Linked DNA regions of Homo sapiens: regions 1 and 2 are each linked to region 3. The links are chromatin loops, found by intact Hi-C in ENCODE. Cell type or tissue: dorsolateral prefrontal cortex. All regions are shown on one strand. Each heading gives the region's core, and the rest is flanking DNA. Links, peaks and the distances in the headings are about the cores only.

What was found. A loop is a pair of places that touch in the nucleus more often than their neighbours do. Peaks named below come from ENCODE experiments on the same cell type or tissue, not always from the same donor. Only the 100,000 strongest peaks of a DNase experiment are listed, where the experiment ranks them.
Region 1: a loop joins it to region 3, with 6 times the contacts of the local background. A loop is called at or near these places in 20 of 110 quality-filtered maps.
Region 2: it touches region 3 in a loop (2.4-fold over the local background); 13 of 110 quality-filtered maps call a loop at or near these places.

Annotation. Positions count from the first base shown.
Region 1 is chr9:117,242,345-117,252,559 of GRCh38, forward strand. The region is part of intron 2 of ASTN2 (astrotactin 2); the gene reads right to left. Among named protein-coding and RNA genes, the nearest start is that of SNORA70C, 66 kb to the left of the region's middle. In dorsolateral prefrontal cortex, for the core only: a CTCF peak has its summit at 5,171; DNase peaks (open chromatin) are centred at 5,147 and 7,711.
Region 2 is chr9:117,155,193-117,165,407 of GRCh38, forward strand. All of the region lies in intron 3 of ASTN2 (astrotactin 2), which reads right to left. Among named protein-coding and RNA genes, the nearest start is that of SNORA70C, 21 kb to the right of the region's middle. In dorsolateral prefrontal cortex, for the core only: a CTCF peak has its summit at 5,274 (motif pointing right); no DNase peak of the experiment used is centred there.
Region 3 is chr9:117,402,961-117,413,175 of GRCh38, forward strand. The region is part of intron 1 of ASTN2 (astrotactin 2); the gene reads right to left. Among named protein-coding and RNA genes, the nearest start is that of ASTN2, 7.0 kb to the right of the region's middle. In dorsolateral prefrontal cortex, for the core only: a CTCF peak has its summit at 4,886; a DNase peak (open chromatin) is centred at 761; H3K4me3 peaks cover 1,109 bases; H3K27ac peaks cover 6,052 bases.

The sequences.
Region 1 (10,215 bases), core at 1,535-9,534, 160 kb before region 3:
GATATAATTGAGTTTCTCCCTGTACCAAATGAGCTCTGAGTTCTTAGTACTTGATGTACTTAATAGAGGAAAGTCGGGACGAGTCTGGAAAAGCAAGGATAACACAGAAACAGAACAGGGATATGCTGGCTGGAAGCATCCTAATGGTTTTATCATCCACTGTTAGAAGAGAAAAGCATAATAGTATAACTATCACACCCTCTGCATAATAAATGCCTTATGGCACCCTGGCCAGCACATATACATATGGGTGGCCTTGGAGACATCATGGAGGGTTTAGCCACTGCTACCAGTCTATTCTCAAGAGGAAGCAAGTGGGCCTAAGCATGACTGGAGATGATGTTTGGTAGAAAAACCTGCTGTTCCAGAGGCATGATAAGAAGACTTCCCTAAGGGAGTCCCTTGATACATATTATGTGGTCCCCACTGGTGTGTGGAACCAATCAAGTACCCTGGGAGCTGCCCAGAGCAAAAGTGTGTTTTGGAATCCCACAGGGAACTCCACTCTGTGTGTCACCCTCTGTGTGGTTCTGCAGGAAGGACACTAAACTATAGCCTTCCAGTTTGCTTGTTGATTCCTGCATTCTTTCATTTATTCATTCATTCAATAAATATTAAGTAATTAATCATCATCGCCATCGTCATCATCATCATCACCATAATTGTTGTTGTAATTTATTAAGAGTCTTCCATTTTTCAGGCACTTTGCATTTGCATAGATAATTTCCTTCAATTCTTTTTGCAAGAAACATATTGCTATTCTTCTTTCCTAATAAGGAAACTGAGGCTTAGCAAGGTCATGTGATATGGACAAAGTTGCATAGCTAAGAAGTGGCAGAGCTGAGGAGTGATACTATGTTGTCTAACTCTCGCTGTGGTTTTCTCACTACAAAACACTGTCTAATAATTGTATAGTACTTTGTTGTGTCTCAGAAAGTAATTATTTAATTCTCATAACTGAGAACAGACTGAATTAGACTTATTTTACAGAAGGGAAACTGAGTATCAAACAGGTTAACCAACTTGCCTGAGGCCACCCAGCAATTAAGCTGGTCTCAAGCATAGGTCTTCTCACTGCAAGTACAGAATCGTTTAAAATAGGATATAATATTCATGTTTACAATTCCTTCAGTGATAATGACAACCATTAATAATCCTGGAAGTTATTAATTACTGATGCCTCACTATGTACCGGAAGCCCTGCTAAGTGTTTTATTGGAATTCACTCACTTAATCCTCATAACTATCCTACAAGGTCAGTGTGACTACTACCATCATAACGTCACTTGGCTCGAAGAATTAAATGAAGGTTGCCCAAGCTAGGCAGCTAGAAAATAGCAGAGCAGGCATTAATAGCAGGTTTATCTGATCCTTATTTCCAACTAAAATTCTTAACCCCGCCACCCCTCCCCATGATGTACAGGGCAGGCCTTGGGAAGGATAATAAAGCACATTCAGACCCAGACACTGTCAGATACTTCAAGGTGGCTACCCAATATGCATTTCCCTTTCTTCCTTAGTACCAGCCCATGCTTAGTACCTAACCATGATATGGTTAGTTTTTGTGTCCCCACCAAATCATATCTTGAATTGTAATCCCCCTAATCCCCACATGTCTAGGGAGAGACCTGGTAGGATGTGAATCATGGGGGCAGTGTCCCCCACTCACTATCATGAGCTGTTCTCATGATAGTGAGTGAGTTCTCATGAGATATGATGGTTTTATAAGCATCTGACAGTTCCTCCTTCACACACTCATGCTCTCTCTCACCTGCCACCATGTAAGACGTGCCTCTTCCACTTTGGCCATGATTGCAAGTTTGCTGATGCCTCCCCAGTCATGCAGAATTGTGAGTCAATTAAAATTCCCTTTTTAAATAAATTACCCTGTTTTGGGTACTTTGTTATAGCAGTGTGAGAACAGTCTAATACAGTACACCTGTAACTAACAACTACATCTCAGTCAGGTGGCTATATTCTGGCCACTGAGATGTACATATACATACTAGGAGAAAAGCTCCTTAAAGGCAACTGCCTCATCTGGGAGGTGTGCCTTATTATCGATTTATTTTTCTCTCCCTTCCTGTTGTTTGAGTAGTGAACATGATAACTGATTTTCCTACAATTATCTTAGACCATGTGAGTCTAAGGATGATCCACATGGTCTTATCTTAGAACAGTGGGGAAGGAAGGAAGGAAGGTAGGACAGTGGGGAAGGAAGGAAGGAAGGGAGGGAGGGAGGGAGGGAGGGAGGGAGGGAGGAGAGGGAGGGAGGGAAGAGAGGGAGGGATGGAGGAAGGAAGTAGGGAAGGGAGTGAGAGATGGATGGATGGAAGGACAGAAGGAAGGAGAGAAGGAGAAAGGAAGGAGAAAGGGAGGGAAGGAGGGAGTGAGGGAGGGAAGGAGGGAGGGAGGGAGAGAGGGAAGGAGGGAAGGAGGGATAGAGGGAAGGAGAGAGGGAGGGAGGAAGGAAAGATGGCTGGCTTAGGTCCTTGAAGACACTGTGAAGCTGCTATACCATTCCAAGCTCTCCTATCATCAACGTGAGAGAAAAATAAATTTCATTTTGTTTAATGCACGATTATTTTGACTTTTTTCAGTTATATGTAGGCAGATCTAATGTCAATGAATACAGACCTGCCCTCAAGTAGCTCACAGTCCCGTAGAGAAGATGAATATGCAGCAGACATATCATGATACAAGTAGAAGGTGGCTAAAGCATTGAACAAAACTAAAAAAAAGAGCTCGATTCATCCTCCGTGGCCTCCACGGTAATGACCCTGACAGCAAAATCCACAGGCCAGGGCATGCTCTCTGTGTAATGGCAATGGATAAGCTGTCTGTTCTGAAAGACGAATGCATCCATTTCAATTAGATGTGCCCAGTGCTACGATTGTAACCAATTAATCCTGCCCATCTGAAGGCTGATTAGTCGGAATATTTGGGTGAATGGATAATAACAGGCTAATAAGCCTGCTATCCAAATGCTGCCACACGTCTTTTTTGACACAATATTGTGGATGCATTTGCAGCATCTGTGACTAATCTTCAAGTGGCGGGAGGCCCAGTTTGCAAAGCGGCACAGGGACAGGGCTCAGGGCTGCTGGAGTCTCAGCAGACAGAGCCTACTCCATCTAGTCCTCAATTGTGTGTTTGGATCCAGGCACCCAGACTCTTCCTCTAATGACATCCTTCTGCTTCCTGAAAGGTGGAGACCCACATTGCAGGCACGGAGGCTGGGTGCAGGGCCAGGAGGCAGAAGGTCTCAGTTTCAGGTTTCAGGCACACCCTGAATGCACTGGGTGATTCAATCATGTCTCTTTCCCTCTATAGTTTTTTAATTTCCTCATTTGTACTACTCACCATAATCCCGAAACAGTCTTACTTCTGCCCCCTGGTATCTGCTCACCATCTCCTTGCCTAGTACATTCTTTCCCACTACTCTTTGCCTAGCTAATTCCTTCCCATTCTTTAGGTCTCTGCTCTTTAGGTCCTATTCTTTAGGTCTCTGCTGCCTTCTGGAAACCTTCTCCAGCCACTCTTTGCCTAGGTCTCTGGGCTACATAGAATCCTGTGTTTCATGTATTTTAATGAATATTGCATGAGTATTTACTAGTCCACTTCCCCCATTCAACTCCAAGCTTCATGATGACAAAGACCACGTCTACTTGCTTACAACTATGTCCCTGATGCGTGGCATAGTGCATGGCACAGACAAGACAAAATAACATGTTTTCTAAAGCCTTGTTCTCCCCATTTCACTGAACTAAGAGGCAAAAGGAATCTGGAATTGAAAACAAACAAAAAAAAGCCTTGCAAACCTCTAAATTGATACACAAATGTGAGGAATTAGGAGTAATGAAAAAGTCCTTGAAGGTACAGAAAGAAGCAATTCAATTCTTGCAAGAGATTCACACTTGCTCAATGTGTCACCAATAATTACTCTAGCTTTTCCTTCCCTCATTTGTTGTAATTAAGACATAGTGTTTTCATTAGGGGAGAAACCAAGGCCTAGAGCAACAGAAATTATGCACAGTGCAAATCCTGGCACCATGGCAAACTAGTTGTGTGGACGAGGAGAAGCCATGCAACTCCGCTGAGTCTCAGTGTCCTCTCTGTACAATGGAATGAAAATCTCCACTGCAGAGCTCATAGGTGGCTGTGAGAATCAAACAGTTAATGTGTATAAAATGACTTGTAATTTGTAAAATGCTGTAAAATTGTCCATTCAATAACTTCCTGCTGGCATCTCTCCCAAAAAGACAGTGGAACTCGGATTTCCCATCCCTAAATTCTGGGGAAGAGGACAGAGGTTAAAGGAGAGTATGGGGTGTCTGATGCATTTCTTCACTTAATTCACTAAATATTTACTGAGCATCTAGGGGGTACAAGGTGCTGTGCCAGAAAATAGGAAACAAGAGGTAAATAAAGTGTGCCCTTATTTCAAAGTCCTTCTAGTCTGGAGGTTAGGGGGTGAAATGGGCAAGCAGGTGAACCAGTAATCACCAAAGGACAGGGTGTATCTGCAAAACTATGAGCTCCTAGAATGGAGGGATGGTGGATACCAGCCCTGGGGTGATTATTCAGACCTGACCCAGAAGCAACATCTGGAATAGTTGAAGGTCCATGGATTCTATCTTGTGAGGGATTTTGAACAGAAAAGCAACTAGTTTCAATTTACCAGTTGAAAAAAGATTCTGGAGGCAGGCAAGGAGCCAAAAGCACTGAGGAGGGAGATCACGGCAGGCAGCTAAGTGGAGTCTATCCAGAATTTTGTAGAGAAGAATGGAAAAAGAAAAATCATAACAGAACAAGAGAGAAAAGTAAGAGGGACTCAGGAAAGAATATTAATTGAAAGTGTGAGGAAAGAATGTCTAATAAGAAACTTGTAAAGATAAAGACAAAAGAAGCCAGGATTAGCGGCTTGCCTCCTTAACTTAGGGTCTTTTGAGGCTATCTGCTGCCAATACCATTTGTCACCCAGGCTGCCCTCCTGGCAGTAGAACAGAAACCTGTCTAAAGCAGCCCCATCATTGATGAAGTCCCCAGGAATGGGAGACAGCTCAGACATGGATTCTGATTCTGGGAGTGGTGTGTCCCCACTGAGTAGCCTCTCTCATCTGCAGTTCCTTCATTTGTAATAAGAGGGCAGCAACACCCACTTCACAGGAGCAAGAGTCTTGAGTATGGGATGATTTGTCCCAAATACAGTCCTCGAATAAAACTTAGTTTCTGCTGTATTGAGAATAAAATTAAAAACAAAAACAAAAACAAAAACTGTCATCCAGCACCAGCAGCTCCTTCCTCACAGTGGAGGCTGCAATGTGGTGACAGGCCCACAGCCCACACCTCTAAGAGGTTCATCCTGAGATCTGGCTCTGCTTCCCTTCTGGAAAGAAACAAAATGCTTCATTTCTGAAGATGGAGGAGAGGGAGAAGGCTGTGTCAGCTCCTTTTCCTAGAGGTGCTGGGCACCTGGCACATGGCACTGGGGTGCAGCAGGTGCTTGCAAGACATGACTCATATATGTGCCTGTTAGTAGTGACAATCCCTTTATTGGTATGAAGCATGGCTCATGAAGCCCTTTAACACGCTGTGTCTCATTAGTACCTCTCAGCGACCCCTGCACAGTGATCTTTTTATTCTTAGCCTCCAACAGACAATGAAAATGAGGCCCAGAGGTAATCAGGTGTATTCACAGACACTATGGTGTGAAAGTCTATTTACCGAACACTGTCATGTGTCAGTCAACGCCCCAGCCTCTGGCAGAAGAATGAGATATAGTCTCTGATCTCAAAACATTTCCCATCCTGTAGAGCTATAGACAGGAGGAAGGGTACCTTGTCTACATCAAGTGAAGTGTTATGGTGGAAGGAAGCTTCGAATGGTGAGTACACACTTAGGATGCTTATGAAATTCAAATAGCAAGGACAAAGGCCATAGTGGATTCTTGGAGAAGCTGAAATGTGAGTTGAGTCAACAGTAGCTACTTGCTTAAGTGGAATCGAATAAAAAGAGGAGTGACAGCTCCAGTTAGAGGAAATAGAATGAGGAAAGACCTTCCAGTGAAAACATCATGAAGTATCTTCCATGCTACGCAAAGTTCACAATGTCTAGTGCATACAATATAAGGCTGGGAGTGGCAGAATTGCATTGTTTGGATCCTAGAGAGACTTACAAGTGAGGCCATGGAGTTAGGTCAATCCTTAAGGGAATGGAAACCATGGTAACTTTCCAAATGTGTGCTCAGTGACTAGGCTGGAACCGCAATACTGTTGGACAATGACAAGACAGGTCTATGTCAGTGGCACCTTTCTAGAGACAGAAGCAAAGTCTGTAGTTTCTGCACAGTTTGTGCTATCATGTGTTTGATCAAAAAGCAGAAGGGTGGCATATAGTGCAAACCCCAAACACCCCATCTGGAAAAGGTAAAGGACATGTAGGAGATGGTGCCAATCATCTACTTTTAAATACAAGGTCAGAAACTCTCATGCCCTTTGTGCAACACCCAGTGTTGTGTTTCTCAGACTTCATCAAGGCTGGATGGACTATCGGGCTGCCTCACTGCTGATGATGAGGTTCGGGGCAAGTCTCTTCACTCTCCAGGCCTCAATTTCCACATATGTACAATGGGATGATTGAGCCAGTGGCTCTTTGTGCTCGCTTCTACCTTTGGCATGTGACAAGTCTTGCTTTCTAATAAATTTTTCAGTGAGTATTTAAAACACCTGTTCTCCTGAGCAACTCCTGTAAGTCACATTTGCAAGGGAAGGAAAGAACATAGCTGTGGCTTGATAACCCATAACTGCTGAAGTCGTATGAAGTTCTTCAAGTAGCTACTTGGAGAGAAGAAGAAAGAAAAACAAGGCAATAAACCCTAATGGAAAAGAAGGAAAAGAAAAGGATCCACGGGAAATCTGTTCTCCCCAGTCTTAAATCTCAAAGTCACGGTGAATGCTGGCAGCATCTCTCTGTCCTTTCTGTTTAATCTCACATCTTCCTCCCTGCAACCTGTCCTCTTTCCTTCCTCAATTGAGTACTTAAAAGTGAAGGCTTTATTTTCACTCTGATTCTCCTTTCACAGATTGTGCAAACTGGAAAACCATTTAAGATCATTTTGCCCAGAGGTTTTCAAACTTTATTTTGTAGCAGAACCCTTTGTTCAAATGAAATTTTACACTCAAAGGCCAACATATAAAATTTATAAAAGGAAAGTTCCTCTAAGCATGACGATCGAAGGCCATGCATGTGGTTCCTCTCTTCACCCACCACCTTCCCCCTGGTCTTGAGGCACCCCCACAGATCCCTCAGGTCCCAAGGAGCATGACATGAAAACCACTGACATTGTCTTTTTTTTTTTTAACTTTAAAGATGGAGAGGCTGAAATCCAGATTTAAGAGGGCACTTATTCAAGCCGTATTACTGGAAGTCAACAGAGTTGGAGCCAGAATTCAGGTCTCTGGGGTCCCAGGGTAACACCTATGCCCTTATCCTGTTGCCTTCTTTGTCCCAATCTGTTGAGACCTCAGTCTCAAGGGCCTTCTAAGTGGCATTCTCCCCAGAAAATGTCACCGCCTACTCATCTCCTCTCTCCCTTTCTTTAGAAACTCACTAACCGCCCACTCTGAGTGCTAGTTCTGCTGTTTGGAAGCACATGTATCAGCTTCACCTGATGTGGCAGACATATTCTCTAAGCCTGGGGCTTTTCCATTGCCCACTGCCCCCGCAGGGACTTCTTAATCCAGGTGGAATCAGAAGGCTTCTTATGAATTTCATTTCATTTCAACACACACACCCACACACCCACACCCATAGTCTTTAGTGATGCAGACATAGGAACTGGCAGAACCAGCAATGAATGTGCTAGGCATCAGAAGACTGGGTTTGAGTGCTGGTCCAATTCTTTTCAACCTCTTTGATCCTGTTAGACACATTTCTTTGCCCATTGAGGCCCCTGCCCTCCTACTTCACAAGTTAGTGTTGAAGATCAAATAAGATAATGAAGACAGAAGGACTGATAACCTATAAAGTAGTTTATACATGTAAGGAATGATTTTCTTTGGTAAATTTCTCATCATTTCCCTTGGGCAGGATAATTTTTATCAGTTAATCCCTAAAACCTATTTCCAATTATCTGTTAATTTATTAATGGATAGTTTTAGAAAAATATTTTTCTAACCATTATTTGATCTTGCCTTCTACCAAAACCATTCATTTATTAATTCATTAATTCCATAAACACCAATGAAGCACCTACTATTAGGTTGGTACAAAAGTAATCATGGCTTTTGCCATGACTTTAATGGCAAAAAACAGCAATTACTTTTGCACCAACCTAATATTTGCCAAAACACTGGCTCCATTGGTCTCATAAAGTCCAAGGTCTCATGAGAAACACAGATACTGTCATTCCTGTGGACAGTGCTTCAAATGGGGAAACACAGACTGAGAGAAGCATATGGGAGTGTGTACTCTAGCCTGGGGTGAAAGGTCCCCAAGGGCTTCTAGGAGGAAGTAATATCTCTGCTAATATCTGAAGGTTGAGTTGGAGTGATCTGATGAAGTGGGTGAGGATAAGACAGGAAAACCCTGAGTCACCCAGAAGAAGGGAAGAGCAGGTGGAACAAGGCTGCAAGTAGTTCAGAAGGGCTGAAGCAGGGAGGGCGTGGCCACAGGTGAGGCTGAATCAAGAACAAGAAGGAGTGGGAGCGCAAATGGTTCTATGAGTGAAGCTGAGGAGTCAGCACTATGACAGCATCCTCGCTTTGCAGAGGAGAAGCTGAGAACCACAGAGATGAAGTTACTTGCTCAAGGTCACAAATGGAAAGCAACAGAGATGGAAGGTCAATCCTCAGCTCTGTCCCTCTGCCTGGAGCCCTCTACTCAGATACCTCTGTGGCTTGTTCACTTCCTTATACCATTCATAACTTCAAACAAATGCTATTTTTTTTTTTTAGGTAATGCTTTGTGCGACACCCTTTAAAAAAATAGAACCACCTGTCATTCTCTATCCCATTACCCTACTTCATTTTTGTCTCATGATACTTATTATAAATATGGTAATTTAATATAATATAAATTTATCTATTTGTGCTTTGTCCTCTTCTTTGAAAAAAACATAAGCTTCATGAGGACAGGAATTTCATTCTATTCATGTTGTCTACCTGGTGATTATAACAGCACTGAGCACATGGCAGGAACTCAATAAACACTAAATGAATATGTACCTGAATAAATGAATTTCAACCTATCTAAAGCCCTTGCTATGATACTCAAGTTATATTTCTGTGAGTGATGGGGAGTTTCTAATCTTTTAGCTGCTATTAGCAGGAGAATAACATGATAGAATCTGGCTTTAGAAAGTTCACACTGGTAGCATTGTGAATGATGAATCAGAGAGAGGCAAACCTGGAGGCCAGGACAGTGAAAGGCATCAGTACTAATTCTTGCCAGGGAAGATGATAGTGTAAGATTGTCTACACTAGGTAGTCATAAGAGGGATGGAGAAGAGAGTCTTCTAAAAAGCCTGAAGCCTCAGGCAGACTATCAGCACAGGAATTGGGAGCTCACTAAGAGAAGAGGTCATAAAAGGAAAAACACATCTCCAAGGAGGCAAAACTGTTCTCATTTCTAAATATTATGCCCAAAAGTGGCTAGAATAGTCTGTCAAATTAAATTCCTTCAGAACAACCTCTGATAAAATTATATTCTCTATAGGTTGGAGAAGAGGTGTCTTTGGAAGACGATAAAGGAGATTTTTGCATTGCCTAATAATGATGGGGATGAATGTCTTAATCAAATGGAGATCAAGGCCAGGCTCATTTGATAAAGAGGCCAGTTTCTCTGAGAAGATAGAGCCTGAGCACCAAGGGACAGTAGGATGCCCCCGAAAGTGAATTCTTCCTCCTTGCTTTGTGCATATGCATGCTTATCTGTGGCCAGAACTCTGGAGGCAAAACTAAAAGGTGGTGGTTTCTGTTCTGACAAAGCCTGGACAGAAACTAAGAAGATGCTGCAAGTAACTAATTTGATTGCATCCATTCATTTCCCTCGTTCATTCATTTAATCAACCAGTCCACCAGGGGGTCTTCAGCTAATACTTGCTGATATTCTCAAAGTGCCAGACACGCACTACCACCAAGGACAGAGCAAGAAACAGGACAGATCCAGGCTCTGTCCACATGGTGCTAATGGCCCAGTGTCTCCCAACTATGT
Region 2 (10,215 bases), core at 756-8,755, 250 kb before region 3:
CCTTGTTTTGGCCCTGGTTAAAACTGGCTCAGCTAAATATTATAGATAACTCCTTTCTTCTCTATCCCCTTCCCAAACAGCAGCCAAAAAACTGAGCTAAGGCAGTAGAGAGGACAGGAAATCATGTCTTCAGCAGAGCAGAACAAATTCCTTCTCTGATGTTTTTTGGTGAAATAATAGAGATCCATCCTAGGGAGCCATTTGCACAGGGAGCCTGCATGTACGGGTGGACGGGTCTTGAAGAATGCTCTTATATTGCTAATGTGCACAATGAGGTAGAGAAATGTGATAAAAAGAAAGAGACAGAGAGAGAGAGACAGAGACAGAGACAGAGAGGCTGTGATAGAACCTCAAAACCAAGCCCCTCTCTGTGCAACACAGGAGACTCTGATAACCTCAGAAGGAAGCTCACACTCCAGGCACTGTTCTGATAAGGGTTACAGACTATCAAGTGCTATCTCTCTTCTCTGAGTATCCTCCTCCTCTTCCTTATCCTTTATCTGTCACCTATGGATTTAAAGCTCCAGACATTGGACCTGAATTAGAGGTAGGTTTCCAAGCAGACTTTTTTGCAGTCCACACCAATAATGTAGATTTTATAAACACATTCAACTGGACATTTTTCCTTCTCTCCTAACTTTTCATTCAATTATCTGGGCATCAGAGAGATCAATATGAGTTAACAGTAAGGTGACCACTAAAGTCTAGAACCAAGAAGAGCACAGCTTTACTCTTCATTGCTCAGACCATACCTAGGAGTGTGTTGACAGATGAGTGTTACATTAAGCATATTATTAACAGAGCAGAGTAGGTCCAGATATGAGAAGCTAGTCTGACATGGAAGATTGTAATGGTATCATGAGGAACTACAAGACTCTAAGGGAGTAGAAGTTAGCTGCCTTCAATTAAATGAAGGGCTATAGTACTAGCACCACTTCTAATATTAATGTTTAACATGTGTATTGCTATAGCTGCACCCCAGGCTCCACGATGCATGCATTATGTATGTTATAATTACAAGAACTAGTATCTTTTGAGTGCTTACACTGGGCCAGACATCTGCTAAAGGGTTTTGAAGTTATAATTTCATGACATTCTCTATGATGCTGCAAAACAAACACTATTTATAACTCTCTTTAACAGATGGGAAAACTGATCCTGAGAGAGATTAAGGCTCTTGACTAACACAGGGTTTCTCAACTTTGGCACTATTGACATTTGAAGCTGGCTAATTCTTTGCTGTGGAAACTGTCTGATGCATTGTAAGGTGTTTAGCAGTATTCCTGGCCTCTATCCATTAGACTCTAGCAGCCCTCTCCCCAAGCTGTGACAATGAAGAGTGTCTCTAGATACTGCCAGATGTCCATTCAGGTTGTGAACCAATGGACTAAGGTAACAACTATTATTTTATGAATCTACATCTAGAGATTCCTAACTAAGGAAAGAAGACCATGAAGAGGTGTTAACTGGGTGCAAGCCGGCAGTGACATCACTTTGCAAAAATGAAAACAAAAAACCCAGAAGAGATTAAAGCATTTGATAAACGTGAACTAAAAGGCAGGTCAGACCACTGACAATGCTTCAAGTCCATTATCCTGTGAATTTAAAACTTGAGGTTATTTTTATTCTGTTTTGCAGTAACTGTGGTTTAGTAGTTGTAGAGGAAGATGAAAATCTTAATTTGAAATGTCTTCTCCTTAGCAGAAGCCTGAAGAAATTCACCTTGCCTCAACATGTATGAGGTTAGGAAGGTGCCACTCCCAACTCCATTTATTCACTCCTCCAGCACATACACACAGACATACAGACATACACCCTCTTGTCCATGCCTCTGGGCTCAAAAACAATTGATCTGATTCGTTATCTAGCTCTCCGCAGAAGAAAGCTGAGATACAATAGCAAGTCATCAGCTGTGCAGCAAATTGGCAAGTTTCCACTGGTTTGTAATAAGTTAATGATGCCCAAGAAAGGAAGACATAGACAGGAGGGAAGCCCACAGCCTCCCACCTGTCTCTTTTCATGGCCAGAACATCTATCCCCTAAGCTGTATTTGAACACAGAGGAGGGAAGCAGAAAGGAGACATGCACATCTCTAGCAATTAGAGACTGGAAGGAAAAAAGACACATGGATCCAAGTTAGCAGGAAGCCTGGTGGAAGCCAATCATCCAGGTGGCATTTCAGAGTCAGTCCTCAAAAGAGCCTCATGCAAGGAATTATACCAAGATGAAGTTAAATTAAAGCTGGACTGAGTTGGGCTGGACATCAAAATGAATTCTTCAATTAACTTATATGACTCAGGCACTGAAATAAAAATGAAAAGGGGGAGAATATGGACTTCCATATCCAGAAAGCCAAGTCAGATCTATCTGTCTGGGTGACTTTAGCCTTCATCTGCAAAACAGGGACTGAAGCAACACTTGGATGTTGAGTATGGTATATCAAAGAAGAATGAAAGGTTTTCTTAGGTGGCATACATAAAGATGCAGAAGTACAAACTCATTTTCAGTTCAGAAACTGATGAGTTATTTAGTATGACTAGAGTTCAGTTTTCCTATAGGGTTGGTGCTATAGATGAGAAGGAGCGAATGACCCCATCGTGATGAGGCTTAAATGCCAAGCTACACATTTGAAGTTTAGTCTGTATAACATATATAAGAAGACTTTCATCAGAAGAGTGACACTGTCAGAGATATACTTAAGAAAGATCAGTGTAACTATAACTATGGAACAAGGATCTTAGGGAAAAGAATGCATCATGATAATAATGATGAAAAGAGCTGCAATTTATTAAGCCACATGGCATGTATTGGCATTTAGCACAGTGCCAGTAACTGTGCTAGGCATTTTACCTGAATTTCCCAATTTAATACAACAGTGTAAGGTAAATACTTATACAAAATAAAAAAATAGAAAAAATTAAGCCTATAATTAAAGTTGTGCTCAAAGTCTCAATAGTAATTATACGTGTAGTCAGGGTACTAACCCAGTTCCACTGCTAGTGACTATGCATTTATTCAAATAAACTGTGCAAGTCCAGATACAAAGATACAGATTTTGACTATAGCAGTATCAAAGGAAATAGAAAACAGGACATGCATTTAGAAAAGATATGTTTAGGGGTTAGAATGGGCAAGAATGAAAGGACTTAGATATGAATTGGAGGAGACAGGAAGAAGTCAAGACTGCATTCTAATTTTCCCATTTGGAATGCTATATAAGTATGATTTGAGAGTTAACTATATCCCGATATATCCAGAAGTTGGTTGGATGTTCCCCTTTGCAATTACAGACGGATGACTTGTCATTGATATGTTCCTTACTATGATCAACTTGTCTACAGAACTAAATCAAAACTTTCACCACAGAAAATTTTAAAATGTCATGGCATGAATAAATTTCCACATTTCCCTATCAGTATCAGTGAGTGCATGGCAGAAGGGCATTGGGTGAGGCCACGTCCTAGACTCTGGGATTTTGTCAAGACTAGAAGATTCAGGCAGATAGCCAGGAAGAACACTGGTGAAATGTGCAGGGGGGCTTGTGGAAGACTGAACTTGAAACTTTGGTAAACAAAATTTATGCAAATATTTACACTGTCCTATTAAATTTGCTTATCATGAATCTCTCTGTGGCTTTGACCTACCAGGTAAGTCAAATCCTTGTGGTCTCACTGCTTTTCTGGGACAACAGACATTGCACTCACTCTGATCTTCACTGCTTGCCCACCTTCAGCAAAGTCTCCATCCCTTTCTGCATCCTTGTCCTCTTGGATGTACCTGGCCCTCCCTACCTCATCCTCTCTCCAGTCACAGTCCTCATTCACTTCCAAGCTAATTGTCTCCACTGGTGTATGCAAACGAACCATTTATGGGAAATGCCGTGGAATGTTAATTTCATTTGAAATTGGGTAATTGCAAAAAGTGCTTCCACTTTTTTATTATATAGAATGAATAAGTATTGTATTAATAGTGCCATTTCCAATTATGACCACTATCGCAGGCCTGTCGTCTGCTAACTGTGGGTTATTTTTCATGGAGCATTTTTCTGAACAGTTTTTTTAAAATCCCCCCTTCTTTGCACCATTGTAATTAAGATAATGCAGAATAATTATAAAAACATTGGAAGCTCAAATGCCAGCATAGACTATCCAACTAGTGCTGCATGCTTATTCTAATTTCTCAAGCGAAAAAGAAAAAGTGTTGGAGTCTACTGAGGAAGGCGGATGAAGGTTGATGAAGTCAGCAAGAAATTGGCCAGAACAGCTCAGAAAACCTGGCCAGAGCCCATGTGTGGGGAGCTGAGCTTGATTAGATATTTCTAGAAAGCAACCAGGAAGTGTGCTAAAGATTTTTGGGTATTGAAAAAATATTTATTGAGCATCAATTCATTATTGAGTTGTGTGCCACCATGCACAGCTAAATTTTGTGCATCTACTGTATATCAGGTGCTTGATATAGATGATCTGATTTCCCCATCAAGACAACTTCATGAGATTTGTTTTTTATTACCATTTGACAGATAAAGAAACTAAAAGTCTAAGACGTTAAGGAAGTTGGACAACTTGAAAAACCAGAATTTGCAAGCTGAGATTTAATCCTCGATTCTACTCTTAGCTAGTTATGGCAATTAGCTAGTTATTGCTATTAAGAACCACTCCAAACAAGATTGTATTCATCAATGTGTTTGTGGGTAAAGTGGAGGTCAGATTAGTCTGGCTAGGCTCAGTTTTGCTCCAAGCTGCAGATTGAGTTCAGGTTTACTTCATGTCTCACATCTTCTTTAAGCCAATGGACTATGTGGGACATATTCCCACAAAGATATGAAAGTCACAAGAAGGATACTCCACTATGAAAATGCATTTAAGGCCTTCGTTTGTGTCCTACCTACTTACATCTTAATGGTCAAAGTAAGCCAGATGGCCAAGCTCAACATCAATAGGATGGGAAAGTGTACCCTGCCCACAGTGGCCAATGGGGAGTGAATATTTGCCGAATGGTAATCCAAGCTATTAAATAACATACCTATAAAATGTTTCAAGTTTCTACAACACCATGAAAATCACACAGGATCTAAGTTCCTAGGGGGCAGGGGTCCAGTCAAAGGGAGGCATCTGTGGTGACACAGAAGTGGTATAGTATTATGTGACCTGGAGCAAGGTAGTTCCTCATTGTCACTTTTCCCATCCATATAAATCACAATAACACAGGACCAATCTCCCTAAAAAGGCCACTGGAGGGTAATCACAATAACACAGGACCCATCTCCCTAAAAAGGCCACTAGAGGGTGACTATGATGCCTATAACAAGTTTTAAGAAATGGAATGCTTCTTTGTATGCTCATGTCCTATCAACTTGTTCTGCTTTATTCTTCATTAAACATATTATATATTTATTTTTATTATTTTTCCTCCCTTGAGTTTCCAAATGTATGCTAAATGAATATAATGACTTTCTATTTCATTAACTTTTATATTGCCCATACCTAAAACACTGACTAGAATGTAGTAGGCACTCAGTAAGATTTCTTAATAAGTGAAATGCAAGGTGTGCAAACCCCAGCTTATAAATATCCTGTATATGTAACACAAAGAATGATACAAAGAACTGAACTTGCACTAACTAGGTACTGTCTTGACTCTGAAGAAAGGACAAGGTTTTGTGAGAGACACAGTGGGATGATGAAGATCATAATGGGAAGAGATGGTGATTTCATGTTGGTACTAATGATAATGGAAATTATAAAGTACACACACACACACACGCACACATACACACACACAAATGGTCCCTCAACTTGAAATCAAAAGTAGTGATGACATTTTCTGAGCTGTGAAATTTTGGCAGATCTTTTAACCACTGCAATTCTCAAGGGATCTTATCTATGTAATTGGTTTAATAATATAGACTGCCAGAATATCTCAAGTCTCTGAGATAACATGTTAAAGCATCTGACACAAAATATATGTAGCTACCAGGATGATGATGATGGTGGTGGTGGGGACAGTGGTAGTGGTAATGATGATTAGCATTCTCTTACCATGTTGTTTTTCTTGGGAAAGGAACACAAAAATAACTCTTGTGAAAGTAAACAGAATTAAAACCACACAACAGATACAACAAAGGGCTGGGGGTTAAAAGTGAGAGAAAGCGCTTCCATTGAGGAGAACTGGAGCAGCTTTATGAAAGAAAAGGCGTTTTTTTTCTTTTTTCTTTTTTGCAAGACAGGGTCTCACTCTGTCACCCAGGCTAGAGTGCAGTGGTGCAATCTCGGCTCACTGCAACCTATGCTTCCTGGGTTCAAGCAATTCTCCTGCCTCAGCCTCCCTAGTAACTGGGATTACAGTTGTGTGCCACCATGCACAGCTAATTTCTGTTTTTTAAATAGAGACGGGGTTTTGCCATGTTGGCCAGGCTGGTCTTGAATTCCTGACTTCAAGTGATCTGCCCACCTTGGCCTCTCAAAATACTGGGATTACAGGCATGAACCCCTGTGCAGGCTGAAGAGGAGGCTTCTCTAAAGACTCTTAAAGACTATGTAAGATTCATATATGGGGAGATGGAAGAGCAAAATTCTGGCAAGGGGAAACAAAGCAAGAAAATCTACAGAGAGAGAAAAGGGCACAGGTAACAGTTACAACTGTCCAAACAATTTTCACACATTTTTCTTTTTCTTTTTTTTTAGAATCTTTAGATTTATCTTAGCAATTCCAGAGTTACTATATTAGTTGATTTCTATAATAGCCATGTATGACATATAGGACAGTTTATATCACCACTTTATAGATAAAGAAACAGAGACTCAAAGAGAGTGCATAATTTAACTTTGTAGCTGGGTGAAAAATGGAAATTTCAGCTCAGACCTTGAAGTGACACATATCAGAAATCAAAATGAGTTGGAGGTAGATCACCCAATAGATCATGAGAAAAGCAGATAGATAAGAACCAGTTAGTAAACTATTAAACTTTTCTATCCTATCAGGGGAAGAACAGGTAACTTTTGAAGAGATGATTTATAGAGGATTTTTTGGGAAACAGCATTATTGTGAGCCTCACCTCCTCCTTCCTGGAGGTGAGTGCCTGCTCTCTTGGCAAGTGTAGAGAGAAGGGTTCTCTCAGGACTACTCATGGAGCTTCACTTGTGGTCCCTGGCCAGTGATCTGGTGTCCAGGTTTACACCAGGGAAATGTATGGAATGAGATGGGCTGGCCAGCTGCTCTGGTGAGAGCAAAGCAGAAGTATCTGTGTAGGCATTCGCTTATATGCCCAGAGCATTCTCCAAGGCCCAGGTAGGATGACAAACCAGAGAAAACAAGCATGTGGTTAAAATACAGAAGAGCTACTAAAAACAAGGACTCTAAGCCAGACTGTATGAGCTCCAATCCTGGCTCCTCCACATACCAGCTGTGAGATCTTGGGCAAGTTCTTTAAGCTTTCCTAGCCTCGGTTTCTGTATCTGTAAAATCTGTAAAATTCAGATAATAATTGTACTGTTGTACAAAGGGTGTTGTGAGGATTAAATGAGTAAATATAGGTAAATCATTCATTACATTGTAAGGCCTATGCATATGTTGGTTAGTTATCAAAATCATCCTAAATTCCGTGGAATAAGGATGCCTGGAGGGGTGAACAGATCTCATTAGAGAGAAGCCAGAGAAATTATTGGATTCATAGAATGAGTGAATGAACACATGGGAACATGCATGCATCCAAACACATTAAAGAAACCTCAGAAGAGAGATGGGTAGGAACAGGGACTGGTTTCTAAGGAGACCAGGAAAATGCTCCCAGACAAAGATCTTTAATGTCTACCGGGATCACTGAAGTTGAAGTCAGGTTATGAAAATGCCAGTCAACCTTTCCTGCTCCTCATACCTTTCTCTGCCAGGCTCCATCTACACGGAAGCCCCAGAGGGGTTACAAACAGTAGCTAAAAAGTAGGGGAGGAGGTAAGTGACAAAGAGAAAGCAAGCAAGTTTCACCTGCCTTCCTCAGCTCCCAAGACAGCTACAACTCCAGTTAGGGGAGCAGAAGGGAGGCCCACCTTTGAGTGGAGACTGAAAGGTTGGCAAATATATGGCATTGAACATCTCTGAATTGAGACTGTATTTTGTACATTCAGTAAATGCTGGACTTTGTATTACCTAATGCTGATCAGAAAAGTCACAGGACTGCCAAGTTTTCATCCAGGGGCAGAGGAAAAACTAATGCCATAATACTACTCAACAAGTATAAAGGGTGATAGGAAATAAGAGTAAAGATGCTTTGTGACTGCATCACATGGGCCATTCCTGGACAGCATACTGGGTTACAACTTTCTCATACTATTTTTGTAATACTTACTATTTTATTACATTTATACAACTTTTTTTCACTCTAGCCAGGGCTTTTAAATAAATCATCACAACCAATCCAGATAAAAATTACTTAGCATGGAAGTGGCAGAATTTGACTTGAGTCTACATCTCCCAACTCAGGAACCATTCTCCCTACCATGAGACAATCGATATATACAATTTATGAGTCTAAATAATGCATTTTTCCCTTTAGTTCACACTTGGATTGACCATTAATAAGTCTTTTTTCCCCCAACGGGTTAAGTACTTTTGCTATATATTCCCATTTTATTGTAGACTTCCACTCTTGTAACACTTTTCATAGGTGCAATGATGTGTGATTGCTACCAATTGAAAATGACTTCCACACAGGCAAAGGCCATATTTGTATAACTTATGACTCTCCAGCGACCAGCATAGTGCCTGGCATATAGCAGGAACTCACTATATGTCTGATAAATGAATGAATAAATGGATTAATCATCATTTTCACCATCAGTTTCAAAGCACTGATCTTTTTGAGTTCAGTGATTTTTTGATTGATAAACAATTGGTTTCATGCATAAAGATCTGTCTTGAAATATATTTTCAATTAAAACATTACATCCACTGGGTTTTAATATCAGTTTTAGAAGCATCCACTTTTAGAGGTATGTGAAACCTTCAAAATCATGATTTTCATATGGGGAAACTGAGTCCCAGAAATTGAGAACAACATTGAGACAAGGTCAGGATGAGAATGCAGGCAGAAATCTGCCCCTAAGTTCAGCACTCTTTCTGTGACTTCCAACTGGCTGAAGAACCCTTTGGCCCTGTATAGCTGATTGTTTTTATGGATTCATACTCCAGGGTATCACCTGGTGAGACTGTCATTGGGTGTAAATGAAAAGTGAACAGAAGCCTGGAGGAAGCTTCCACTCTGGCATAAATAAAGGAGAGCAGAATCCTAGCCTAATGTTGTATGAAGTTTGGGGAAAGATCAATAGCTATTAAATCAAAACAGCCTCCTGGTCTCCTTAAACCCCTGCCCCCCAATCCCCTCCAGGTAGCCAGCAGGCTCTGAAGTGTGTTATTCATGGGTAGATTTGAGGTTGTGAATGAAGCATCCTTATGAAACATGGGCCTGAGCTGAAGCAGCGAAGGTTCCTCAGGGCATAAAGATAGGGATCTCTGACTTCTCCATGGGATGTCAGGCTTTGGTGAAATTTTCCTGGCACATGCCTGACCCCTGCTGCTGTGAACTTTGCTGGGAGCCTACCCATCCCTCACTGGGCATCTGATTCTCAGCAGGTGTTCAGGAGGACAAATGGTGATAGCCAAGTTGAATGAATGCCCTCTCCATGTGGGCACTGTACTAAGTGCATGGATGGATCATCTTTCACTTCTCCCAATAACCTGATGAGATAAATAACTTCTTATTATGGCCATTTTACAGTTGAAAAACCTGCAGCTCTAGAAGGCTACCACACTTCCCCCAAGAAGATATGGCTGGTGTAGGGTAGATGAAGTATTTGAACATACAGTCTGACTTCAGAGCCCACACTGACAACCACTGAGCTTTGTAACTCCTACAGCTCACATGGTGGCAATATTTGTTTGGGGAGGTCATGGCCTCTCAACACACCTCCCTGATGCTGCCCTGCCTATTCCATCCCTCTCCCGCCATTTGCATTTACACTGACGTAGAGTGTATGAGTCTTTTGACGAACACTTACAACATGCCTTGTATGATTTTAGTTCATTACAGTCAGTACTTTTCTTCAGTCTCTGCACAGTAGGTATTGTTACATCTGCCTTACAGAAGAGCAAATGGAGGCTCAAGAAGGTGAAATATCTTCCTGAAGGTCATCTGGGCAGCAAGGGGCAAGGCTTAGATTCTGA
Region 3 (10,215 bases), core at 751-8,750:
GAATAAGCATGTTACCCTCAGACATTTGCAAGTAATTAATGAGGCTAGAGCCTCGAGGGAGGAAAGGAACATTGGAGGATGAGGCTGAAGAGCTTCTAACAGGGCTTCACTTCACAGAGGTTTTCTAGGTAAAGGCCAGGGTGTCAATACACTTGCTGAAGTTCAGATTCCCAGGCCTCTCCCCAGGAGCCTCAGCAGGTCTGGCCTTGAGAGCCTGAGGTCTACCGTGATTCTGATGATCAGCTAACTTGAGGAAAGCCTGGGTTAAATAATCTGGGAACTCTTCCACCTACAAATCCTGGGAGCCAAACAAGTTGCTGCTGGCTGTAAAAGTCTTGAAAAGAGTAATTCAGATAATCAGAGGAAAGGAAGCATTGAATAAGTGTGCAGCCTCCCATGGGGACCCTCTAGAATGGAGCTCTGTCCATTTGGAGGACAATAGGGAATCCAGAATGTTTGTCAAAGGACCAGTCCTGCTCCTGAATAGTCACCCTGTCTGGCACCTGGCTCTAATTTGGTGCTATCTCCCAGCTCTGTGCAAGTAGACCAGACGTCTTCCTGTGCCTTCCCCCGATGCCCCACCCCCTTCCCTCCTCCGCCCTCAGCCACCACTGAAATGATTCCCCCAAATGCAGCTATTACTGTGACTGGAAATCTCTTTACTGCTGATTCTGCTAATGGAAATGTTCCTTCCCTTTTCGGCTGCTTGCAAAGCCACTCGTGACTTCCCTGGGTGCATGAGAGCAAGGCTTTGTCAGCCAGCCACCACCAGAAGGGAGAGGATTCTGCCCCGCCTGCTCCCACAACACCCACCTGCCTTAGACTCAGTCTCTAAGAGCTCTTCTGTCCCAACTGTCCTCAAACAACCCCGGAATTCCCTGCTTCCCCCAGCTTCCCCCAGCTCCAAGAGAATGAGCAGACATCAATGGTCAATTTCATCCTTTTTTGCCTTGCTGGGGAGGAGGGGAGGTGGAGAGAGGAGGCATAAGAGGAGCATGAGGGAGTGGAAAGAGGGGGAGGGGAAAGGAAATTTACATTCATTATTGATTCATACCTCCACCTCCTTCCAAAAAAAGGATTCCAGGTGGCGAAGAGGCACAGAGCCCAAGCTGTGTGCCAGATGCTGCGCTAGGTGCTTTGCACACACTATCTCCATAAGGATCACACAGCTTAGTGTAAGTAAAAAGTTAGCACAGTGCCCAGTGCTGACTAAAATGTGGTTATGGAGGGCTCTCCAAAATTAAGTGACTATTATGTTTTCTTCATGTTATTGATGGGTAAGCAGAGGCTCAGAGAAGTGGCATACATAAATCTAAAGCTAGGAATTAGCACATCTGGGATTTGATCCCAGGGCTTTTGGTCCTCAGACCTAGCAAAAGTCTCACTCTAGCACACTGCCACCATCAGAGGACCTGAGCTAGAGACTTGGTTGTGCTGTGGATTAGCTGCAGGACCTTGGAAAATGTATTTGTCTTCGCTACATAGATGAAGGAGTTGGGTTGGATCTCAAAGGCATCATTTTACCTCATTCTAATAATCTAGAAGGATACACTATATATTTGGATTTATATAGCATTATAATATATTACGTATGTGTGTGTATGTATGTATAATATAGATCCCACATTCAAGGAGGAAACACGAAAACTGCACAATGATGCTAAGGAGTACTGAGTGGAAAAATTTGACAAGGTTGAGCAGGAGTGAGAAGCAAGTTCACCTAGCCAGATAGCGGCTACATCTCAGACTCCAGACACCCTGATCATTTCCCAAAAAAGGACATAGAGCTTATACAAATTTCTCAGAGGACAAGATCACTGATCCCCTAGTAAACACTTGGCAGAGCATGAGGTGACAACTCTCTAAGAGTTGGGAGGAAGGAAGAAAAGGGGGAAAAAAAAGAAGGAAAGGGGATGGGGAAGAAAGGAGGGAAGGTGGAAAGAATAGAGGGAGGGAAGGAGAGAGGAAACCAAGAAGGCACAGAAACATAGGAGTTTGCTTGTCAAGTGGGTCCAGGAGTAACAAGAGGCATCTGGAGAGTATGAGACAAGGCCTAGATGCTGTCTTGGCAAAGCAGCAAGGAGCAAGCAAAGGGGCCTGGGGAGCTGCTAAGTCAGCTCCTGGCAGCACAGAACAAGGTGCTCAGTCCCTTGGGCCTGTGAGGCTGTCACACCTGAAGTTCCTATATAAGAAACGCCTGCAGCTTCTTGGTCATGAGAAGAGGATGACATAAGAAGTAAAAAAGTCTAGAGATGAAAAGTTGAGAGCATCTCTTGTTCTATGCAGCATGCAAGGCAGACAGAACATAGACTATGGAACCAGGCAGACCTGGATTTGGACTGAGCTTAGCTGTATAATAGCTGTGTGATCTTGGGTAGGTTCCTTCACTCCTCTGAGCCTCAGAACTCACCCTATAACATGGGATGAGCTACATCTGTCCTTCAGCACTGTAGAAAGAATAGATAACAAATGTACCATCATGGCACCTGGGACATAGTACATGTTACATAAAATGGTCACGGTTTTCATAGCCTATCCTATGTAGGATGATAAAGTCCAGTTACATTACAACTCTGGAATTCCAACTCCTCCTGTCCCCAGTTTCCCAGCTGCCCTTCCCTAAGATGGAAGGAAAACACATAGGGGTCAGTAGATCTGGGATCTGGCATCTGCTTTACCACAGGCTTGGTGACCTTGATTTCCCCATCTTTATATAGAAGTGTTTCAGTTAGATAATGTCCTAAATTTTTCCATTTCTGATATTTGATAATCCTGGAACCATGGTGTATCATTTCCCTGAAACTTGTATTGTCTCTTCGTTTGCTACAATGCAAAGTTTCTAATCATTTACCTGGTTTCCAAGCTGCTCAAGACAGAGTCTTCTCCAAACACAATGATCTTTCCTCTAATCACATTGTTCTCATTAGCCATCCTGCAATCACCCCAAAATAATCAGGAGACAGGAGAAGGTAGCAGCAATGGCTATGGGTGCTTAGAAGAGGGAAGGCTCTGTGGGATGGATAGTGTTTAGGCTCACTCTTAACAGGGTAGTGCAAATTCAGCCCATCTCAAGTTTTGTCTACTGTGGATTCTGGGATGACACTTAGCAAACACAGAGTTCTAGTTCTCTAAGATCTCCTGTACACCTACAATGTGCCAAGTAAAGGGTGAGTCACCACAGCCCCAGAGATGAAGGAGGTACATTAGCTGCTCACAGGGTACATAGGCAAACAGCGTGAGACACATGAGGAAACACACAGCGTAAATTCTGGTCTCACTCTGCTCCAAGCCACCATTACTTTTCATCAGTAGAGACTCCTTCAGGCTTTCCTGCACCCATCGTTGGTCCTGTACAGAGCAGCGTAGGGAATTCTTTTGAAACATAAGTCAGACCTTGGCACTGTTTTGCTTAAAATTCTACAGAGCTCTTGATTTCACTCAGAGTCAAAGCCCAAATCCTGACAGTAGTCTGTACAGCCCTACATGACTGTTCTTTTCTTCTCTGACGTCTTGTCCTGCCACCCCCCTCCTCCACCACCACTTGTTCACTGCATTCCAGCCACACCGACCTTCATGCTGTCCCTTGAAAGGTCCAGGTGTGCTCCTAAGCTAGATAATCAGCTAGGATTATCTAGCTAGGAGCTGTTCTCCGCCTGGAATGTGCTTTTCCTAGATGCTGCTTGGCTAACTCCTTCCCCTTCTTTTAGCCTTTGTTCCAATCTCACATTCTCAATAAGCTCTTCTCATTCTATCCTATTTAATATTAAAACCCGTCTCCTTATCTCAGAACTCTCGATTCTCTTTTCCCTTAGTTTTTTCCCTTTTCCATAGAATTTTTCATCTTCTCACATACTACATAACTTATTTACTTATTATGTCTGTTGTCATTGTCCCCTAACACACACACACACACACACACACACACACACACACACACACAACACAGAGGGATAAAAGCTCTCTGAATGCAGAGATCTTTGTCTTTTGTTCTCTGATGTATCCTAGGCACATAGAACAGTGACTCTCACATCACTGGTGCTCAGTGATTCAAAGGGCCTGGCTATGATTATAGCAGTCTTTATTGATAGTGGGCACCAAGGCTCAGAGTGTTCAACTCTGGTGCAGAGGGGTCAGAAAAGGCTTCAAAAATAAGTTGACACCTGAATTCGGTCTTGAAAAGCAAGAAGGAATTTCCCCAGGGGATGGTGAGGTAGAGGTGCCAAATAAGAAGGAAGGGTTCTTAGTAAAGGACAATCTGGCAGAGTGTGATCAGGGACCTTGTACTACTACAATAGGGAGAGGGAAATTCAACACCTTCAGAACAATGGGGAAGCAGTGAAGTGCTTTACAAGAGGATGGCCATTATCAGATTTGGGCTTTTAATAAAATCACTTTGTCTGCAAGTACGGAGGATGGATTAGAGGGGATAAGACTAGAGGTAGACAGATCAGTGCGTTGACTGTTGTAATTGTAGTAGAGAGAAGTGTTGAGGCCTGACCTTGACAGTGACTGCAGTGCTGGGGATGAAGAAGTAGTTTCCCTTCATAGTTTGTAACCTACAACATGCTTGTCAAATTTCAACTCACAGACTTGGATGCTTACATATTCCAGTATGCTAGTAAGAAAGCTACACATATTTCAGTTTTGAATCTTGCATTGTGTAGTCATCACCCACTCCTTTTCCATTCAAAAGGGAGTTCTTTTGGGGGGCTATTGTCCAAAAGAGCTATAGTCAGTAGAGAAAAGCCAGTGAAAGGAGAGAACAAGTGCTAGAAAATAGAACAACTCTCATTGAGCATTGCTGCCTGCCTCTTTCTGGGGGCAGAGAGGCTGTCTGCTCCATTGCAAGGAAAGAAAAACCAGCTCTCTCTCTCTCACTATAGTTAATCTTTTGTTGCCACTAGCTGGTCAGTATGAGAACGTGGGAGAGTATCAGCTCTGGAAAGGAAGCCTCCTCTAATGCTGCTCCACCCCAAGGTTAAACCCGACTCTTTTTTTCCTTTCCTGAAAAGAGCAGATTTCCTCCACCCACCCCCAAAGGCAGCTAGGGTGAGAGGCAGTGAGGCTTCCTTCTGCCCCAGAACAAAACCCATCAGCCCAGGTGCTTAGGATAGATTGGAGCCAATCAGTTGGATACTCAGGCAGGAAAACCAATTCAATTTCCCTAAGGAGATTTTTCCTTGTAGATTTTTTTTTTTTGGCAGGGGGAGAGGAAAGAGTGTCCCCCTTTATGATGCTGAACTAACTTGTAGAATCTGTGATATGTTTAAACCCAATGCCTTCTGTGAGAGGCCCAGCAATGTGATAGAAAGAGGCAGTGTGGGCTTCAAGACAATTGGGCTTAAATTTGGACTGTAGGGTAGGTTTCTTCCCTTATCTAGGCCTCAGTGTTACCATATAAAATAGAGGGGTTGAATTCAATGCCTTGTGAGTCTGTGATGCTGGGAGCCCATCAAAGTCGACGGTTGTGGTGACAGTTTTCCAGACTTCATTCAAGAGGTCGCTGTCAGTCTATCCTCCTCTCCCCACATCACACATATTCACAATGGCCTATGGCAAACAAGGCTTAGTGTATAACAAAGCAAGGAGGTGAGAAGCAGGAGGCCTTGCCAGCCAAAGGCCTAGTCAATCCTCCTGCTGCACCTGCTACAAATTAAAATCACAGAGTAATTTTGCAGACTGAGGTCCCAGTTCAGGAAAATGATCAAGCCATGGGTCATGCCAAAGCTTGCAGATCTGCCTAGGTTGGTATCACTGACCCCCCAAGAAACAGCAAATCTGGTCCACCTTGACCAAATCTAAGCCTTGCTAATGGTTGAAATGAGCTCTCCCCTCTCTCTGCCCTACACTGTCTCAATAACATAGTACTTTCTGAAGGAAGACAACGTATTTCACTCTGCCCTGAGCATTAAATAAATTTCATCGGCTTTGAGATGGAAAGAAGTGGGGTAGGGTATGGAGTGAGGGAAGTGAGTGGAAAAGAGTAGAAGAATTAGATCAGAGGCCACTAAACACCACCTCCCCCAAGACCCTTGTTTATAATGTCCCAGAAACCTAGACCATCACACCAAGATGGGAACTTGAAGTTTGACTGCTAACCAAATATCTCAATTAGCAGTAAAGGACTTGGTGACCAAATGAAGAAATAACATACATTGTTTTAATCCTATCTTTCTCTCAAGAAATCAAATTTTCTTGCTTCTCCATCCCAGAATCTTTCTCTCACACATAAGAAAAAAAAGTGGAATTGATGCTAATGAACATTCTGTGGTCAGAAACCCCTAGAGAAGACACAGCTCATGACTATTTATAAGGATTTTTTCCTCCCTCCAAAAAAATTACCATCTGCTTTGATTCAGCAAAAGGAGGTAAAAGCAAAATTGAGTAAGCACTCATTGTCCACCTTTAGAACCAAACCAGAAAGCAATAAGGGTATACAACGGTCTGCAAGGAAGTGGGTCCATTCTTCGAATGTCTGCCAAACGGAGGTCCAGTCTGTGCTTGAATACCTACAAGGTGGATTGTATTACCGTTAGGGGTCAGCATACTGGGTTGTTGGACAGCTCCAGGGGACACAGCCTCCTGTAGGGCTCAGCTCTATCCTCTCAGATCTTTCAAGACATTCGTTAGAATCAGACACCCTCCCCTTCTCCAACAGAAAACATACTCTTAATTTGTGTAGACTTTTCTTTAGGGACAGGGTCTCCCCCTGCCACACAGGCTGGAGTGCTGTGGTATGGGCACAGCTCACTGAAGCCTCAAACTCCTGGGCATAAGTGATCCTCCTGCTTCAGCCTCCCAAGTAGCCACCACACTCAGCTCATTGTTGACATTTAAAGGAAGCTTCTCCAGCCCTCTGTGGCTAAACTCCCTTCTCCCAACCATTCTTCTGGCCAGGTTCCTGGCACCTCACTCCTTCAAGGAACATTTGCTGACCTGAACAAGTTGGCATTTCAAACCGTATCTTCCTCCTTCTTCCAGGCCATCAGCTTCTTGCATAAAGCAGCCTTTGGGATGGTCCTTTGGGACCCCGCCAGCTCTACGCATGCAGGTGTACTTAACACAGACTAATGAATAGCTTTTCTTTCTTCACACTCCCTCCCCCAAATACAGATCACACGCCTCTCCTGTCAGGTTGATATGGCAAAGCAAATTACTAAAAAATGTTGACAATGAGTGCTTATTCAATTTTATTGCTTTTTCCTGCTTTTGCTGAATCAAAGCAGGTAGTAAACAGTCTTGCCTGACCACTATCAAGCACAGCAAGAAGGATGACATTTCCCTACCTGTGGGCATGAAAGCTAAATCCACAAGCAGACCCCGGGGGCTGCCTGGAGGTAAGTGAGGACTGAATGACATACAGGTTCACCTTAGAAGCCCTGGGCTGGCAGTTGTTCCTGCTCAAATTCTTTCTTTTCTATCAGTCCTTCCCACCACCCTCATGTTACCAGTAAAGGAAAACAGACAGTACAAAGCAAGAGGAGCTATCAGAGTCATGGAGTAGGTCAGGGCACTTCAAGTTCATAGAATCTTTACACGAAAGGATTATTTTAGAGCTCATCTACCCACTCATATTGCAGCAGAAAGAATTGAAGCTCTGGGGGATAAATGACTTATTCAAGGTCACAGTGAGCCAAAGCTGAGATTTCCAGATCCTAACCAGCGTTAAATTTCTAAGCTGCATTTTAGCATTCCACTTTTCCTCATTTTGCCTATTAAATCCTCCAAGGCCTAGTTCAGGTTCTTTCTGGTCCAGAAAGTGCCCCCAGTCTTCTCCAATTCTACAGAGATGCCTTCCTTCCCTGATGCTACAGAATGTATCATCTCCATCACTCATTGGCACCAATAAATAAAATGCCCTTTGACATCCAAGAGTCATGAAACTTTGAGCTGGAAGGGTCATTGGATGTCATTTAACTCATATTTCAGTTTCAAACTTACATAGGTCAGCTCACCAAGGTAGCTGAAGTTCCTTTGGAGAAAAGCTCTTGTCTAACAATCTTGATGATTGTTATCCCTCTCTATTCAGCACCATAACCTGCATAAACTTCATATTTGGTTCAGAATACCAGTTTAGCAACCTACAAGAATGTAGGTGTCTGGCAGACCAGGATTCCAGTTCCAGGTCTGCCATTGATTCCTGGCATGACTTTGGATTACGCGTTTGACCTCTCTAAAAATACTTCCTCATCTGGCAAATGGGAGTAACAGTAGAGCCCACTCCATATATGTTATGTAAATTAATAATACAAGGCAGGAAGAAAGCTCTTAGCATCACATTAAGGATTCAATAACTATTTGCTATTCTTTGATCACTTTCAGGGAGATTCACTTTGTCAATGTCATTGACTTATAATCAGATTCTAAAGAAGAATCCCAGGCAAACAAACTTTGGAGATAGTTCACAACTGAAGGAAACTTCCATTTACTTAAGGCAGGCTGAAATTTGATAGGGAGACTAGAAATACAAAAAGGAAAGGATCTGCAAAAAAAAAAAAAAAAAAAAAAAAGACTTGCTTCCAGTCTGGGCATTACCAATAACAGAAACAAAAGAGGCAGAATGGAGGGAGCCAGGGTTAAATATGAAGGTGACCTTGGTGCACGCAGATGGGAGATAGTGCATGCAAAATTACCTTGAGGTCCCCCACTGGAGTTTGAATAAACTAAGAATTCTTCTTTTTGTTTGTCCCCCTTTAATACCAGGGATGGTTTACCACCACTAATTCTGGTCCCAGGACCCAAAGTGACCAGAGGGCTTTGGTGGACACCATCACCCCCTAGTGGTAGCTCCACACTCCCCACTATTGGCAGAGTTTGGCATTTACCAACTTTGCATGCTCAGCTGTGGCACTGGCCATGTCCGTATCCCCTGAACTGATAAGCTGATAGTGAAAGCTGCCCAACTCGCCAGAGACAAACGTTAGGCAGGATGTTTAAAAGTCTGGGGATGGGATGGGGCTGCCTTGGGACACTAGAAAGAGATGGCCATAAATGTCTCATAGTATCAGCCCCAACCCCACCCCTACCACCACCCCCACCTCACCCCTCCCCCCCCCAACCCCCAGCGGGCACCAACTCTCATTTCCGGCCAGCTAGGTCCTCCCAGAACTCATTGTGCACTCTGTGTTTACACACAAACAGTGGAAGACCAACACAAATAAAAATCCCACGTCTCCCTACACAGCTCCTGCTATACCCAGCCATCTGGTGACTACCTCGCTAGCCAAATCCCCGTTGAGAGCGCCTAAAGCTGCCAGCCCAGGGCGCTAGGGGGAAAAGGAGGAGGCAAGAACCCAATCCCCCGCATGCATCCAAAAGGCTCAGCGCTGCCAAGGAGGCCAGCCCCGTGCTCTCCAAGGGGCAGAGGGTCCCAAGCTGCCAGGCTCAGGGACCGTGCATCAGAGGAGGGGGAAGTCTCCATGTGCAGGTTGTTGCCAGGAGACTCTCAAGCAACACATGGGTCCTGGGGGAATCAAGACTTCTAATTCCTCGCTCAGGTCCTCACTCAGCTTGTCCCAGGCTCACAGGCACCCATCCTGTTTGAAAGCCAAAGTTAAAAATGGCAAAGATTGTCAGTTCCAGGAATCCCGGGGCACCTATACAGATGGTTGGAGCAGGTCCTCCATATCCTCGAAGACTTGAAATGCTCTGTGGTCCTCACTGCCAAGTCAGGCCATACCCAAGGACCGTCTCATCCCTTCACTTGAATGGCCGTTTGGGGGGCGGGAGGATTTCCACCCCTCATCTCTCAGAGTACCCCGGAGTAGAGAGATCTAAAGGATGAAGGGAGAAGGTCAGGAATGGAAGTGGTAGTGAAGGGATACCTTCTGTGTCTCTAGAAAGACCCTTCCCCACGGGGAGGTGGCAAGAGCCAGCTGTGAGCCTGAGGTTAGTCCGGCGGCGCTCTAAGGAACACCACCTCCACCCTCCTTCCCTTTCTCGGACATGGGCAGCCCCACAGGTGCACGTGGGAAGAGCTACTGGTTTGTGTGTGTCTGTGTGTGTGTGCTTGGTGCGTCGCACCCCAGAAGCGCCGCCGCGGGGAGTCCCCGAGGAACCTGCAGGACGCTCCGCTGCCTCTCCTCCCGGAACGCTCGGCACGCTCAGGTTACAGCCTGCGAGGGTGGGTACAGGGGCTCGACCCCCGAGGTTCAAGCTCAGAGCGGGAGAACCACTGGCACTCGCTCAAATCCCCAGAGGTGGTAGCATGAAAGG